2 separate regions of the Mus musculus genome follow, and region 2 is linked to region 1. Evidence: chromatin loops called from intact Hi-C (ENCODE). Cell type or tissue: left cerebral cortex. All regions are shown on one strand. Links, peaks and the distances in the headings refer to the core of each region. The heading gives the core; the rest is flanking DNA.

The links. Peaks named below come from ENCODE experiments on the same cell type or tissue, not always from the same donor. Only the 100,000 strongest peaks of a DNase experiment are listed, where the experiment ranks them.
Region 2: a loop joins it to region 1, with 3 times the contacts of the local background. A loop is called at or near these places in 5 of 42 quality-filtered maps.

What each region holds. Positions count from the first base shown.
Region 1 is chr16:38,725,478-38,733,791 of GRCm38, reverse strand. No RefSeq gene overlaps it. Among named protein-coding and RNA genes, the nearest start is that of B4galt4, 13 kb to the left of the region's middle. In left cerebral cortex, for the core only: a CTCF peak has its summit at 4,019; DNase peaks (open chromatin) are centred at 2,690, 3,607, 3,972 and 4,604; H3K4me3 peaks cover 605 bases; H3K27ac peaks cover 803 bases.
Region 2 is chr16:39,049,134-39,057,447 of GRCm38, reverse strand. No RefSeq gene overlaps it. Among named protein-coding and RNA genes, the nearest start is that of Gm36585, 63 kb to the left of the region's middle. In left cerebral cortex, for the core only: CTCF peaks have their summits at 1,231 (motif pointing left) and 4,270 (motif pointing right); DNase peaks (open chromatin) are centred at 1,220 and 4,286.

The DNA.
Region 1 (8,314 bases), core at 169-8,168:
AGAGGGAGGAGAGGGACTCTAACTGGACCTGTAAGGCAGGCTGTATGACAATAACAGGTCAGAGGAGAGAAATGTAAAGATATTCTTATAAGGTTCTTTTTCAATTTTATTTTACATGTATGAATGTTTTGCCTGCATACATGCATGTGCACACATTGCATCCCTGGTGCCCTCAAAGGTCAGGAGAGGGCATCTGATCTGGCAATGGAATTACAGGTGGTTGTGAGCTGCAGGTTGTGAGTTCTGGAAACCAAAGTTGAATCTTCTGCCAAACTGTTGAATGCTGTTATCCGCAAAACCATCTTTTTCAGCCCCTATTGTAAGACTCTCATGCTATATAGTACATAGCAAAATTCCTACACTATACATATGTAATACTTTAAGATATGATATATCATAATATAAGCTTTCGAACAGCCACTAAAATGACAAAATTGCTACCAGTAGTTGGGTCAGGTCCCTGGGATTGCCAAGTTCTTGGCCTTTTATTCAAAGAATTGAAATCAAAGCACACACAAGTTTGCAAAAGTAGCAAGGAAGCTATACTTAATGTGAAGTGATAGAAAAGGTCAGAAGACAGTGCAAGAGACCAGTGGCCACATGAGCCCAGGTACTGAAGAACTCCTGTTTATGTGTGGGGCTGGCTTCCTTTTATGGAGCTCAGTAAAACTTTAGTTATTAAGGGGTATAGTGAGAATTATTCTCTCCTCTTACTGATAGATTAGGTTATGTAATGAGTTTTCTGTGGTATGCTCCCCGTCCCATAAGTCGTCTGATTTTAATCATAGGCATGCCTGAGTATGCATAGGTGTATGTGTAGGTATATGTGTAGGTATATGCACAGATATATGCATAGGTATCGGATGGTAATTAGGAGATTCTCCCCTAAAAGTTCACTCGAGGACACAATTTTGCTTAATTGTGAATGAACCCAAAACCAGTTCAGACCAGATCTGTATCTCCATACTTTGTACCCAGATACATTGGAAATGTATTTGAATAAAAACTGCCTTTCGTGATCGAAGTGCAGAAAATAATGGGACCCTAAATCATGAATCCACTCCCAAGGCTCGGGGACCATCACTGAAGATGGAGGAGAAAGACTGTAAGAGTCAGAAGTTTGAGAGAACAAGCGCAGACCACTGTCCTCTGGACATGACAGGACCTCTGTCTGCACTCATGAACTTATGTGGTTATCCACCCAAAGCCCACACAGGACCAAACCAGTCAACATAGCAAGGAAGCAGAAGGGCTCATGAGCTCCCACCACTCATCAAGAAACTATCAACACCTGGTAGCATCTAGGGGAAGAAAGGTAGTTTTACTTAAGAGTCTGGAGCCATGCGCAGTTGACCATGTGACAGCCCCTAGAGCAGAGGTTCTCACCTACCTAATGCTGTGACCCTTTAATACAGTTCCTCGTGTTTTGCAGACCCCTAACCATTCTGTTGCTGCTTCATAGCTGTAATTTTGCTACTGTTATGGGTGTTAATGTAATTATCAGCACTTTCCAATGGCCTTAGGTGATCCTGTGAAAGGGTCCTTTGACCTCCAAGGGGTCGAGACCCACAGGTTGAGAAACATTGATCTAGGGCCCCCACATAGGGGATGAATATTATCAAAATATATTGTGTGAAAGTGCTAAAGAATTGATTTTAAAAATGTTTCTGAAAGTTGTCCTCTGGCTTCTGCATAGGTGCCATGCCCTTTTCCCCAACACATGCCATCACTGCCATCCACATACAAAGAAATGAAATGTAATTATAAGTTTTTAGAATGAAACAGGAACTATAGATCAACAGCAGAGTGTGTGTCTAGCATACTCAAGTCCCTGGATTCAATCTTTAGATGGGGCGGTGAAGGGAGAGAGAGAAAGAGGGAGGAAGGGTGGCGAGGGAGGAAGGGTGGCAAGGAAGAAAGGAGGGAGGGAGAGAGAGCACCACATATACATAGACACAGACACAGAAAGGAAGAAAGAAAATGAAAGGCCAGTTTTTGCTGTTGTCTTCAAAATCAAGCAAAAACAAACAAAATACCTCAAAGTGAAGATTATTACCTTATTATCCTTAATATAAGGATAAATAGATTGTTTTATACCAGTAAAAGATGAGTCAGCTCTTAAGGGTAAAAAATCTAAAATATTAATAAACCAATAACAGACCCTCAGTGCATACACAGTTTTTTAAAAATCCTGTGAGATATGTGCTAAGAAATGGGCCCATCCACAGTTACAGCCAGAGATGAAATATTCTAGTATCAATAACCCAGAACTCTAGATCTTGGATCCCCCACTCCCTCTAGAACTATAAACTGAAGCAAACCTCTTTTCTTTCTATGTAGGTGTCCTATGTAGCAGCAGAGCATTAACAAACCCCCCACTAATATTGACCAAACAGGAATTTAAAATTGCCAGACACGGTGGCACACACACCTTTAATCCCAGCACTTGAAAGCCAGGTGGCTCTCTCTGAGTTCAAAGCCAGCTTGGTTTACATAGCAAATTCCAGGCCAACCAGAGCGACATTGTGAGACCCTATCTCAAAATAAAAAAAAATAATAAAAATAAATAAAATAAAAACACACATGGCGAAGAGGAAATGGAAAGGCATTATCAGAGGCTGAAGTTCCTGTCATTCACAGCGGGGAGTTAACAGACAGTGAGGCAGTTCCACCAGGAAACTGACGTCAGCGATGCCTGCACAGGCATTACAACCGCAAGGCTAATCACCCAAGGAACTGAAAAGGACCTCTGAACAAGAAAAAATGTCCCCTTTACTACTTGATGGTATTTTGGTTGTGAGCCTAGCCTTTAACGGCTGAGCCATCTCTCCAGCCCTATTTGATGGTATTTTGTACTTTCCGAATTCTTTAGCCAAACATATGTATTGCTTTTAAAAATAAATGCCCCTTGTTTGGTTTTATCATTTTCCTGTTGCTTAATTTTAGATTTAAGACACATGGGGAAAGTTTAATATGTCTATTTTTAAAAGTTTTATGGTCTGTACATTTATCCTTTCCAGACAAAGCTCTGCCACTTCACAGTCTGACTCTACACGGCGTTTTCCAAAGAAACACTAAACCACATCCAAAAATAACAGAAAGGCAATTTAAATCTTCATCTCCGTACCACGGAAACATCAAAGGAGGATTCATTTCGTTAGACAGAACAAAATTGCTTAAAATCCCCTCTCCGACTGTCTCTCAATACCTCACGCCATATGGGAGATGATCAATCTTTCCCCTACTCCTTGTTGGGGAAAGCCAGTATGATGTGATAGTCCTTCCAAGGGAAAGTCTAACTTGAAATTTAAAAACCTACCCTAAATGCCTGAGATTTATCCTGCTGGTTTTGAGATCTCTAGCAAAACCCTTGTTTCCTGCTCTGGACATCCTAAAGTAGGTTTTATTCGTCTTTTCGTTCTCAGAACTAAGTGCCCCCGCCTCCGTAGTAGAGCTACACTGATAGCGGTGTCTCTCATACCAAATGCACACTGAAACTGTGAGTTTGGAATATTTGAATTTGGAACATTTGGAATACAGCTTTTATGGGAATGGGAGTGGGCGTGGGTGAAAAGGAAGGAAACGAATGTTTACTGAGTATCTACCGCGGGGCAGACTCAATGCCTGTGTGGTGTGACGTGTCTCTTGGTGTTCTGTTCTGGCTCAGTAATTCCCAAGTGGAGCATGAAAGGTACACACGGAGAAGTACAGAAAGTTCAAATGAGCCCCCGTGGAGCTCCGATGCTCTCCACTGTATGTGCGAACACACACACTATAAAACCTTCCTCTACCCTTAGCGCACATAAAAGGGAGACACGAGACGCTTTGCCAAGAAGGCTGCATCTGCAACCCTGCTTGGACTATAAACGTTAAAGATGAGAAAGGAAGATAAATAACTTCATGGAAACTCTGGGGTGGGTGTGCAGATGGCTCTGTGTAAACATGTGTATGCTACACGTGTATTTATAACAAATACAGATTCAAAGATGCCCACTAGATGGCAAACCCACATCTCAAATGTTAGTGTTGACTGAGATTTCCCCCTTCTGGAGGTCTGGGGAATTTTAAGAACTCAAGCCAAATTCCTGAAAGGCCGAAATATTGTATATAGTTTAAGACTACACAAATAAACTCTGGGATGGTGATCTTACAGATAATTTCTAGGAATACAGGGTAAAATTACATCACCTCTTAACTCTACAGCTACTCATGGACATGCAAACAGGCAGTATTAATATAGATGGATTCCCTCAGCAAACCATCTATGATTGTGGGACTAAAGCAAGTGACGAGAGGTAAAGATGAGATTCCAAGCAGCCTCTCTCCTGGGCTGAGATACTGAGCCAGGGTGTGCTTCCTGCCTCCTGTCTCACTGAGGCAAGTGGGGAGGAGCTATGAAGAAGCTACTATTGCCCCACACCTTCTTGCCTTCCTCCTCACCACCCAGGTTTAGCTGACCCCGCGCTACAGGACCTAGTCTGGACTCAACTCTGTAACACATTATCGAATCCTATCTAGTTCCTCCCTCCACACAAGCAAGATTTGCCAGCAGTCTCGCCCATATCCTGTACAGACTTGAGCAAACCCTGGTCTCATACGCCCCTGAGTATATCTTTAGAATTCTTGCCTTGCAACCAAGGGGAGTGTGTTAACCACGTGGAGGTTCACTGAGCTAGTTAAAGCATATCAAAACATAAAGGTTGCGAGTGTGTGTCTTTTAATTCGAGAATCCAGAGAACTCTGGTGGGTAGCGAGAAGCGTGACCACCACCACCACCACCGGGAGCTCAGTGCGGTTTAATAATTTACTGCTACGCACCAGACACTCTGACTTTGGGACTTTGGTACATCCAGCTTGCCATCAATCTCACAGTATGCTGCACATCCCACCAGTGGAGGGATGATGCTGTCTTCCAAACTCCACATGTCCACATCAATCCCAAGGTAGACATAGGGAATGCGCTCCACTGTGTTTGTCAGTGTTCTGTTGCTGTGACAAACATCGGAGAAAGTTATCTTAAAGAAAGGTGTGTCCCGTCCACCCAAATTATAGAGGCGTAAGTTCATGGTCTGCCGGCTTCGCTGAATGTATGCTGAGGTAAGACAGGGACGTCATGGTGGAAGGGTACGATTAAAGTCAAGCTGCTCACTTTATTCCAAGCAGATTGGGGAGTGGGCAAGCCTGGGGCAGGGATGACTTTCAAAGGCTTGCTTCTAGTAGTCATTTTCCAGATAGGCCTCACCACTAATCACGTGTTTAACAATGGATTCACCAAGTAATGGTGAACACCAATGAACAATGGATTGATGAAGTTACAAGCCTGCTGATCCAATCACCTCTCAGTAGTGTCACCAGCCAGTGACACTTCTTCTCTACATAAGAACCTTCACTATATAAGCCTTATATATGTATAAACCGTAATGGTCTGTGAATGTATTGACAGGCCAGTCCAATCAATGAATAAATACGAAATACAAATACATTTCACAGACTTCCAAAAATCTGTGTTCAGGCCCTGAGATAGAGGAAGAAGATAACTCACCAAATCTGTCACGGAGAAGTGGAAGCCTATGGTGACTCAGGGAGTCAGAAGGAGGCACTGGGCTGTTCCAGGGGCTCTGCAGAGCCTCCCTTTCTCTGGTTCCCAAACAAACACCTTGGTGTCCTTCAAAATGTGATAGTTCCCTTTGTTGCAGGTACCCGCAGTCACTGACGTCTTAAAAATACTAGATAGGAATGTGCAATATTATTGTTACAAAAATGTTCTATTCTAGAATGTATTTGGTGTTATCTTACCGTTCCTAATTTATAAACTGAATCTGCACCTGGGTATGCATATACAGAAAACGACATTGTATGAAAGGTTTGATACAGTGTGACAAGTCCTGCAGTTTTAAGTCTCCATTGAGATCTTGAAGCATCTTCCTGTGGATTAAAGGGGAGCACAGTATGTGAAACGGTCCTTGACTTCCCACAGCCCACTGTCTCCTACAACCACAGGGACCTCTGTCTATTTACAGAAGTCCTCCTTGACCACCCTGGAGCTGCTTGCTAAGACGAATGTTTGTGTACAGTTGTTTAGCTATCATCCCAGCTGCAGCTATAGATACTGCCTGGAGACTGCACCAGGAGAGAGCTTCCATAACAAAGCACGGCAAACTGAGTTTAAACAAAAACACTACGTTGTCCTACCACTGCAGATTCTAGAAATCTAAGGTTAAGGTGCCCTTATGAGGATTCGCTCTGTCTCACACTCTTCTCAAGTTTCTGGTGGCTTTCTGGCCATCTTCAATGCTCTTTGCTGTCTCCATCACTGTTCTACTGCTGTCAAGAGACACCGTGACAAAGGCAATTCTTATGAAAGAAATCATTTATTTGGGGGCTTGCTTGCAGTCTCAGAAGCTTAGTCATTTACCATCATGGCAGGGAGTGTGGCAGCAGGAATGGCAGGTGTGGTGCTGGAGAAGCAATTGAGAGCTACATCCTGATCTGTAGTGTGTGTGTGTGTGTGTGTGTGTGTGTGTGTGTGAGAGAGAGAGAGAGAGAGAGAGAGAGAGAGAGAGAGAGAGAGAGAGAAGGGGGGTGGGCGGGGGGAGGGGGGCTGGGCCTGGTGTAGGCTTGTGAAACCCCAAAGTCCATCCCCAATGACACTCTTCCTCTAATAAGCCTGCCCACACCTCTTAATCATTCTAATCCTTTCAAATAGCACCACTCCTTGCTGACTAAACACTCAAATATATTAGCCTGTGGAGCCCATTCTTATTCAAACCATCACAGTTGCCCTGCTGAAGCATCATTCTAATTACTTACATCCCTACATGGCATCTTTCCTGCATACAAACTTCCTGCTTCTATAAGCATGCCTGACATACTGGATCAGACCTGTTCCAGTTAACTGACTCTGGACTGCACCATGACCATTCTATTTCAAATAAAGTCACATTCTGAATTACTAGAGGTTAGGAGTTCAGCAATTTTGGAAGAGTATAATTCAACTTAACACAGGCTGTATTTTCTAAGGGAGAAAGTAGAATACACCCTCTAGTTTGAAAATAGGACAGAATATTGGCACTGAGACTGTGGGGGGCAATCTTATCTCAGAAAGGATTTTACAATACCTATAAGAAGATCCCAAATTATAGAAGCTCTGCCTAACGTGTAATATTAGAGTCCAAATCTGTAGATATTTTAAAAATAGAAAGGACTCCTATAAAAATCAAATGAATATGCAAAACATAGAGACACAGACGTGAATACTGATATGTACACACACATGCACCCACACACACATATACACACATATACACACATATACACACATACATCTTTGGAAAAGTCACAAGCATATCAGACTGTGTATATTTGACTAGCTTCGTTTAGGTTCCGTATGAAGGGATCAATACTTGTGTAGAAACCATTGAAAACTCAGAACATTTAAACTTTTTTTTTTCAAATGTGATTTTGGTTAACTGGTACCACTGCCCCCAAACTACTCTACAGCTTTGTGAATGTGTGTGTGTATGTGTGGTGTGTGTGTATATGCATCCAAGAGGCATAATGAGAAACAGCAGGAATACCAGCCCAATTGAAAATGTTCTCAGATGACGCCGGGCATGATGGCACACGCCTTTAATCCCAGCACTCAGGAGGCAGAGGCAGGCAGATTTCTGAGTTTGAGGCCAGCCTGGTCTGCAGAGTGAGTTCCAGGACAGCCAGGGCTACACGGAAAAGCCCTGTCTCGAAAAACCAAAAAGAAAGGGAAAAAAAAGAAAAGAAGCTATGACCAAAGCCACTCCCAAAACACCTAGGAAAGGCATTCTCCTTCCTGTCAGGACTCTGCTCTGTGAAGGGACTCTCTTATCCTTTCTGAAAATCCCACTAGGTTCTAGCCACTTAAATATAAAGTGTATTATCTAAACTTGCATTGGAACTGAGGAAGGTATAAATAAATGAATAAAAATTAAAATGCTTAAAGCTTACGAACTGGCTCCTATGGGACTGGGCGGGGCAGGGGGAGAAGACACACATGCAAACTAGATGAGCTGCAAGAAGCAGAAGATTCACTGAGTAAAGGAAACAAACAAACAAGAACAACAACAACAACAACAAAACACAAACAAAATTTAAAAAGCACTCATCTGTGTATGTAGGACCTGTGTAGGTATAGACTAATGCGAAGGCCTTTCCAAACTCTTTTATAATACTCATACCAACTCTACGAGGTATTCCCACCATCCTTACTAAAAATGAGAACACCCCGGCTCAGCAAGGTTAGAAAATTTGCCCAATCAGATCCTGGGGCAAAAAGTCGCAG
Region 2 (8,314 bases), core at 246-8,245, 320 kb before region 1:
CGGGGGGCAGTGGGAGTGTTAAAAATGCCAGTGGCTGCCCTAAAGTAGAAAGAGACTTGAACTTTGCAAAACTCGGAGCGAATTTAGTTCCTCAAGCGGGCTCTGACAAATTGCTCCTCTCGCTATCATCTCGATGAGCAACAAAAGGTCAGCCGAGTCTCCGAGGTGGCTGCGATCCTAAGATAAAAAGCAGAGCCATTTGTGCTGCAGGTCTTCTGGAGCAAGAGTCTACTGAGGCACCAGCCACAGTGTCAGGACCTGGTACTGGCTGCCAAGCTCCTAACAAGTTGTGTCACGTGGAGAGCGGCCCTGGGTCACAGTAACCTTAGAACTCCGAGCACACTCGGATAGTTATCATAAGCACTGTCTGGTTTGTGATAAACCGTGCAAAGGAATAGCATTCTCTGCAAAAGCACTGTGCTTCTGCGTCTATCCCAGCTTAAACAAATGACCAGAGCCATAGATGTGGTAATGGGAGAAGGGAGCAGATGATCCCGATGGGAGTGGGGTGGGCCTTAGCTCTTTCTCTGAGCCCGTGACCACTTAAGCAGAATATGTTTTTGCTTTACTTTACATTCTCGGCAGCAGAGCCTCACATCCAGGCTGGCTCTCCTACATGCTCAGCGCAGGCGCCCCCTGTATCTAAATCTCTCAACGGATGGCAGTCTCTCGTACCCAATGGTCCAGAATCCCGGTGCCTCTTGACCTCTGGACACACTCAGAGGACTTTTCCTCTTGTGCTCCCAACCATACCTTGTCACACATTCATAGGTGTGCCCCTGAAAGGAGGGAAGGGCCAGCCTTCAGGGCTACCAGGGAGCGACTTTACAAAGAATGTGGGGTACTCTGAAAACTATCACCTCCCGCTTTGGCTCCAACTCACACAAGTGGCTATGTCTCTCCACTAAAAGTGGGCCCTGGTTTGTGGTCAGAGAGCTCTGAAAGTAGCCAAAGGTGTCTGCTCTCTCACTGGCTTAGGCAGGATCTTCTGGATATTTGAACTTACAGCAGCCACTTTTTTTTTAACTCCCCTGCTCCAACTGAAGAAAGTCCCAGGCTCTTCTGAGCATGGGCGCCTTCTCACCTTCCATTTCCCTTCTTCCATCCCTCACGGAGAGGTAAACACGCTGGTTTTCATTCAGCCCCATTGCACTCCGCCTCCCTAGCTAGGAGGTGCTGTAGGCTGGGTGCTCTAGAGTTAATCCTTTCTCAGAGTGCATCGCCCCCTTGTGGATTACAGTGGAAAATCATATGAGTCCTAGGCCCTGGGAGTGCAAGTCAGGGAATAAATCTCAGGTTGCTAAAATTCAGTCTTTGGTTTAGGGGCAGTAACCAAGAACTACATTTCCCCTCAGAGCCATAAATGGGAAAATGTCACTCGGCATAAGGATAAATAGTTACCAACTGGGAACTCAGGTGATAAAGTTTCTCTACTGTGGAAGGCACCTTCAGGTTTCTATTGTGTGTGAGTGTGTGTGTATGTGTACATGTGTACATGTGTGTGTGTGCATCTTTGCGTGCAGACATGTGTGTGTGCGCATGTGTGTGTTCCCTCAGCCAATGGTCACATAACTACCAGCCGAGAGCTCTCACTCCCTCTGGACCATTTATCCTCAACTCTAGAGACCTCCTGTGCCTCACAACCCTGAAAGTAAAAAGGCATAGATGATTATACTTAAAAATGAAGCCAAACTCCTGCTAGTGATAATTCTAGAGCCCTGATCTTCCAGAGAGAAAACTCTAGAGCCCGATTGGTTCACAGCAGAGTTCTCTAGTGGGTCACCGTCATGATCTGAGCATCTGAACGTCACTCTAGTGGACTGACCTTGTCCCTGAGTTGTCTCTTCCCACCTATGACTCTGTTCTCCTTCCTCTGCCTTGCTGCCCTTGGCCATGCCTGCAAATTGCATTTCTCACCACACAAATCTCAGCATTCCAACTTCGCTCCTTGAACTAAAATATGTCCCTCAAGTTCCTATACTGATGCCCCTCCTGCCATGTGATGTATTTGAAGATAGAACTTTGAAGAAGAGAACAGAGTAACCCTATTTTAAAATGGGGCACAGAGCTAAACAAAGAATTCTCAACTGAGGAATACAGAATGGCTGAGAAGCACCTAAAGAAATGTTCAACATCCTTAGTCATCAGGGAAATGCAAATCAAAACAACCCTGAGATTCCACCTCACACCAGTCATAATGGCTAAGATCAAAATCTCATGTGACAGCAGATGCTGGCAAGGATGTGGAGAAAGAGGAACACTCCTCCATTGCTGGTGGAATGGCTAGCTGGTACAACCATTCTGAAAACCAATTTGATGGTTCCTCAGAAAACTGGACATAGTACTACCTAAGGACCCAGCTATACCACTCCTGGGCATATACCCAGAAGATGCTCCAACATGTAATAAGGACACGTGTTCCACTATGTTTATAGCAGCCTTATTTATAATAGCCAGATGGGAAAGAACCCAGATGTCCCTCAATAGAGGAATGGATACAGAAAATGTGATACATTTACACAATGGAGTACTACTCAGCTATTAAAAACAATGACTTCATGAAATTCCTAGGCAAATGGATGAAACTAGAAAATATCATCCTGAGTAAGGTAACCCAATAACAAAAGAACACACATGGTATATACTCACTGATAAGTGGATATTACCCCAAAAGCTCGAAATACCCAAGACACAATTCACAGACCACATGAAGCTCAAGAAGAAGAAAGTCCAAAGTGTGGATACTTCAGTCTTTCTTAGATGCGGGGGCAAAAATTCCTGTGGGAGGATATACAGAGACAAAATATGGAGCAGAGACTGAAGGAAAGGCCATCCAGAGACTGTTCCACCTGGGGATCCATCCCATATACACTTCCCAAACCCAGACACTATTGTGGATGCCAACAAGTACTTACTGGCAGGAGCCTGATATAGCTGTCTCCTGAGAGGCTCTGTCAGTGCCTGACAAATACAGAGGTGGATGCTCTCAGCCAACCATTGGACTGAGCATAGGAGCCCCAATGGAGGAGCTAGAGAAAAGACACAAGGAGCTGAAGGGGTTTGCATCCCCATAGAAGGAACAACAATATAAACTAACCAGTACCCCCAGAGCTCTCAGGGACTAAACCATCAACCAAACAGTACACATAGAGGGACCCATAGCTCCAGCTGCATACATTGCAGAGGATGGCCTTGTCAGACATCAGTGGGAGGAGAGGCCCTTGGTCCTGTGAAAGTTTGATGCCACAGTATAGGGGAATGCCAGGACTGAGAAGCAGGAGTGGGTGGGTTGGTGAGCAGGAGGGCGGGGGGGATGGGATAGGGGGTTTTTAGAGGGGAAACAAGGAAAGGGGATAACATTTGAAATGTAAATAAAGAAAATATCTAATAAAAAAGAACTTTGAAGAGATGATTAAGGTGACAGGAACTCATTGGGGTGGAGCCCTAATCTGAAGGGAAGGAAGTCTAAGGAAAGATAGCAGCAATCTCTCTCTCCCAGGACACATAAAGCAAAGGTCAGAGTGAGGTGAGGTCTCATCAACAGCACTCTTCCGTAGCCAAGAAGGATGGCCTCACCAAAAGACCCCTCAAAGTGGTCTGGTCTTTGACATTTTTGTCTCATCAGGTTTACCTACCTGAAGGATGACCTTACACTGTCATTGGGTTCTATGCCCAAATATTCTGTCTGTGACCTAGCTTCCAACATGCCTTCCACTGGAGGCTGAGACACCCCTTAGGAGCTGAGTCTGAGTGATTTGCATGAGGTTTCTGTTTGGACCCATCCATCTTTCCTGCCCGAGAAACTCTCTTGGGGTCTTAGCTGTAACTTCCCTGTGCCCCTTTCACGATGTAACAAAGAAGACCCTTTTACAGAGTTATTACCCAACAGAAGTCCTGCCCTGACCGGAGGCGGACTTGCTCCACAGCGATTGCTGCTCTGTCTAAAGGTCCCGTTTCCTTCATGCTTGTGCACTTCCCACTACAGCTGCCCTTGCTCCTCCTTTAAGATTTCGTTTCTTTCGCTGCCTCACTTGGGGTCAGTCTTTGCTTCTTACTCTCCATCAGTTCCCCTTTGCTCTTAACCTTGAAAAACACTCCTATTAAGCTAATTCTATACTTTTTCCCTCCAAATTTTAACTTTGCCAAGTAAAAGATCAATTGTATTTAAACATATAGGCACAGAAAAATAAAACCAATGTAAGTTCTCTGTTTCTTGATTGCACCATTTTCTTAGATCCCACCAAACCCGAGCAGCTGGTTACAATTTGCTGACGCCACAAGGGGGCAGTGCAACCAAGCTGATCATCTCACCCAAGGGATTATGAAAAGAGACCTAGGAGCACAGGCAAGCAGCCTACAGAACTTTTGCCCCATCCCTGGAGAAGAGTGTCAAAAGGCATGGAGAAGAATATTGCAACAGGTATGTAGTGAATTGGTTTTCATACCTGTGAAGTGAGCTTTCACCCAACAGGGGCACCTCAGAGTTCATCCTGGCTCAGAAATCTGTTTTGATTGAAAACCAAGAGGCAGGGGCCATCCGGATAAATGGATCTTTGGGTCTAATGGGGAAACATAGATAGATAGATAGATAGATAGATAGATAGATAGATAGATAGATAGATAGATAGATAGATAGATAGATAGATAGATAGGTAGGTAGGTAGGTAGGTAGGTAGGTAGGTAGGTAGGTAGGTAGGTAGGTAGGTAGGTAGATAGATAGATAGATAGATAGATAGATAGATAGATAGATAGATAGATAGATAGATAGATAGATAGATAGATAGATAGATAGATAGATAGATAGATAGATAGATAGATAGCTGACATTAGGAAAATTGTGCCCAGGGTTCAGAAATGAAAAATAAGAGGTATAAATGCTACATGCCTTGAGAACTCAACGTTTTGTAGCCTCAGCCCAGTAATGTATAGTAGTATAATGTATAGGGGCCTAGGCATCCCACTCCTGTGCCTTCCTAACTCTATTATTAGCAAGTAGCAAAGGCTCAACTCAAATCAGAATCAGTAAACAGGGAACTTAATTGCCTCTTGCATCTGAAGTCTAGACAGCCTTATCTGGTAGAAATGTGATGCACACACATTTAAGCATTGGCAGTAGGCACATAGTTTTGAAAGTTAAAACAGCAAGGTAAAATTAATTTTTGTAATTTATTTAATCCAACATATGTCACATGATTCACGTCCAGTGTGTAACTGAAATCTTAAGACTGTTGAGATTTGTCTTCTGCTGTGTTTAAATATGGCACACAGAGTATCTTAGTTTGGGCTACGCTGCAGTTTAGAAATGCAGTTTTCCCCCAAATGTCCTAGGTTAAAGATGTAGTCCATGGGCCACTGCAATTAGAGGATGGTGTACATTTAGGAGGCAGACCCTAGAGAAGTGAGTTAGAACACTGGGGACCCACCCTTGGAAGAGCTATTATGAGCTAGCTCCCACTTCCCATGATGTGAACAGTTGCTCTCCAGCATAACTCTCTACCATAATATCCTACCTTGCCACAAAAGTTATGGAGCCCACTGACTATGCATAGAAACTATAAGCCGAAGTGTGCTTTTCATTCTCTCGGTCAGTGGTTCCCAACCTGTGGGTCCTTGAGAGTCTCAAATCAGATATTCTGTACACCAGGTATTTACATCACGTTTCATAACAGTAGCAAAGTCACAGTTTCGAAGTAGCAATGAAATAATTTTATGGTTGGGGGTCACCACAGCATGAGGAACTGAGTTAAGGGTTGCAGCATTAGGAAGGTTGAGAGCCACCGCTCTACGTTGATATTTTAGCATAGCAACAGAAAGTTGATTGATACAGACCTGGTGATATTTTGCCTAGTAGCCACGTGTATTGGTGGCAATCACATTGGACATCACAGACCTAACTCACCAAAAAAGGTGGATCCAGGAATCAAACTGTGCAACTGGGATTCTCCCCGCTTGGGTCTTTCTTTGTGTTTTGCGGCCATCCTTTTTAAAAGAGCAGATATAACTTCATTGGTCAGGAGATGTGCTCCCTCCAGGGAATCTAAATTGTATTGGGCTTAAAGCTCAGAGTCATGGAGGAAAAGAGGTCAGCTAGTGGCTGTAGTTGGCTCTGCTCATGTCACATGGCCTCCTTGAGTCCCCCAAAGACTCAACCCCAGCCCACCTTTTGCTAGTACACAAAGACTGGGCCTGGCCACAGGCTTCTCTCTGGATCTGAGGATTGAAGGAGCCACATAATACAGGAAGGTGGCTTTTCAAGGGAATAGATGTGGCAGGAAACACATACATCCATTTAACTACCACTTGTAGGTTTTAAACAGCCCCCACACCCAGACTCTACACAGGGCCAGCGTAAGGCAGTTCAGAAAGGTCGCTTTTAACACAGCTGTCCACCCAGTCAGACCTCAAGGACCAGTTCTTCTTTTTCCACCCACATCTTTGTGTCAGAGGAATAGATCTCTCACAGGATGTCCACCCCTGAATCTGCAGGGGCCACGTCTCCTCTCCCCCATACTGATCATGTCCCAGTGTGAGAACATCTAGCTCTCTACAGCCCTTGGATTTATTTGACTTTGGCCATCTGTCCTTTTTTTCCCATGCACATATTTGCTGGAGTCTCAGGACCAGGACACTTTGACTCAGCTGTTCCATTCTATTAGCATTGCCTTTATGGAGCAAGTTTAGCCTAACATTGCTTTCTCCCAACATTGAATACCAATACCGATAGCCTTGAAATCGTGACCAGCAGGAATTACAGAGTACAGAATCTATAAGCACAGATTCTGGGGCCATCCTGAAGCAAGGGTTCAAATCCCAGCTCTTCCATCTAGTCACTGTGATGCTGGGCAAGTTAGTGGATCTTTCTATGCCTTAGTTTTAACATATTCAAACGATGGACCTATTTACCAGACATGCACTGTAAATTACACATATAAACATTTGTAAAATGCTTTGTTGAGAGCCTCTACGTTTATATTATGGAAGATAGGACTGGGGAAGGCAGAGCCACAGAAGAAGGCTTCTGTGCAGAGGCTAGACCATATACCAGTGTGAAGAAGCTGGTAAGTACAAGTCTGCAAAGGGAGGTGTGATGGGTGAAAGGCTACTGATCAAGGACCACGAAAGACAGTTGACTGAAAAGGACTTCCTCTGTCTGCTGGCAGCTATGAGTGCTGGGTCAGAAGAGCATACTGTGGGGAAGAGTGGTAAGGTAAAAGTGTGGTGGTTTGAATATGCTTGGCCCCTATTAGGAGGTATGGCCTTGTTGGAGTGGGTATGGCCTTGCTGGAGTGGGTGTGGCCTTGTTGGAAGAAGTGTGTCTCTCTTGGAGTGCGCTTTGAAGGTGCTTCTGTGCTCAAGCTCCACCCAGTACAGAAGAGACAGTCTCCTGTTTGCCTTTGGGACAAGATGTAGAACTCTCAGCTCCTCTAGCATCACTCCTGCCTGGATGCTTCCATGCTTCCCACCATAAGTTTAATGTACTGAACCTCAGAACCTGTAAACCAGCCCCAAATAAATGCTGTCCTTTATATGAGTTGCCTTGGTCATGGTGTCTCTTCATAGCAATGGAAACCCTAACTAAGACAGCAAGGAAAACTGGAAGTCACAACAATCCCTCCTAGTGCATTAACCCACACAGTGCTATTGACCCTCAAAAGAAGCTGGGTCTTCACAAAAATGCACACATGCCTGGCCCAAGATTCAAAGAGGTCGAAGAGGGTACAGTGGGGGACAGAGCAGAAGCATGTCTGGTACCTGCTGGGTCCCCACAAAAGGCAAAACAGATAAACAGTAATAGTGGTACTTGTAACGCCAGCACTCAGGAAGTGCACAAGGATTGTGAGTTCAAGGTCAGCTTGGGCTACACGGTGGACCTGTCTTTATATAAAAAAAAAAATAGAAAGCATATAACCAATAGCAACATACAGTGTGGTGGCCCCAGGTTTCCACATACCAATTTTCTGCACACAAAATATTATTGTTTTTAACAGAACCATATAAAGATGTGGCTGAAAGTTTAAAGTGCTAGTGATCCCACAAAAGGAGCTGGGGTCTTCACTGAGTTACACACATGCCTGGCCCAAGATTCAAAGAGGTTGACCAGGTTATAGTGAGGACGGGACCGAAACAGAGAATGTGGCTTATAGTTTAAAACCATCCTTAGTATTGTGAATGCTACTACCATTGAGTGCATGTCTTCTGCAGATTTCATTTATTGCTAATATTACAACACTTAGCCAAATTGCCTAAGGCTGAGTAGGTGTTATGACCCACTAAGAGTCACAGAGGGCTGCTGCTCTGTTGTGTTCCCCTGTGT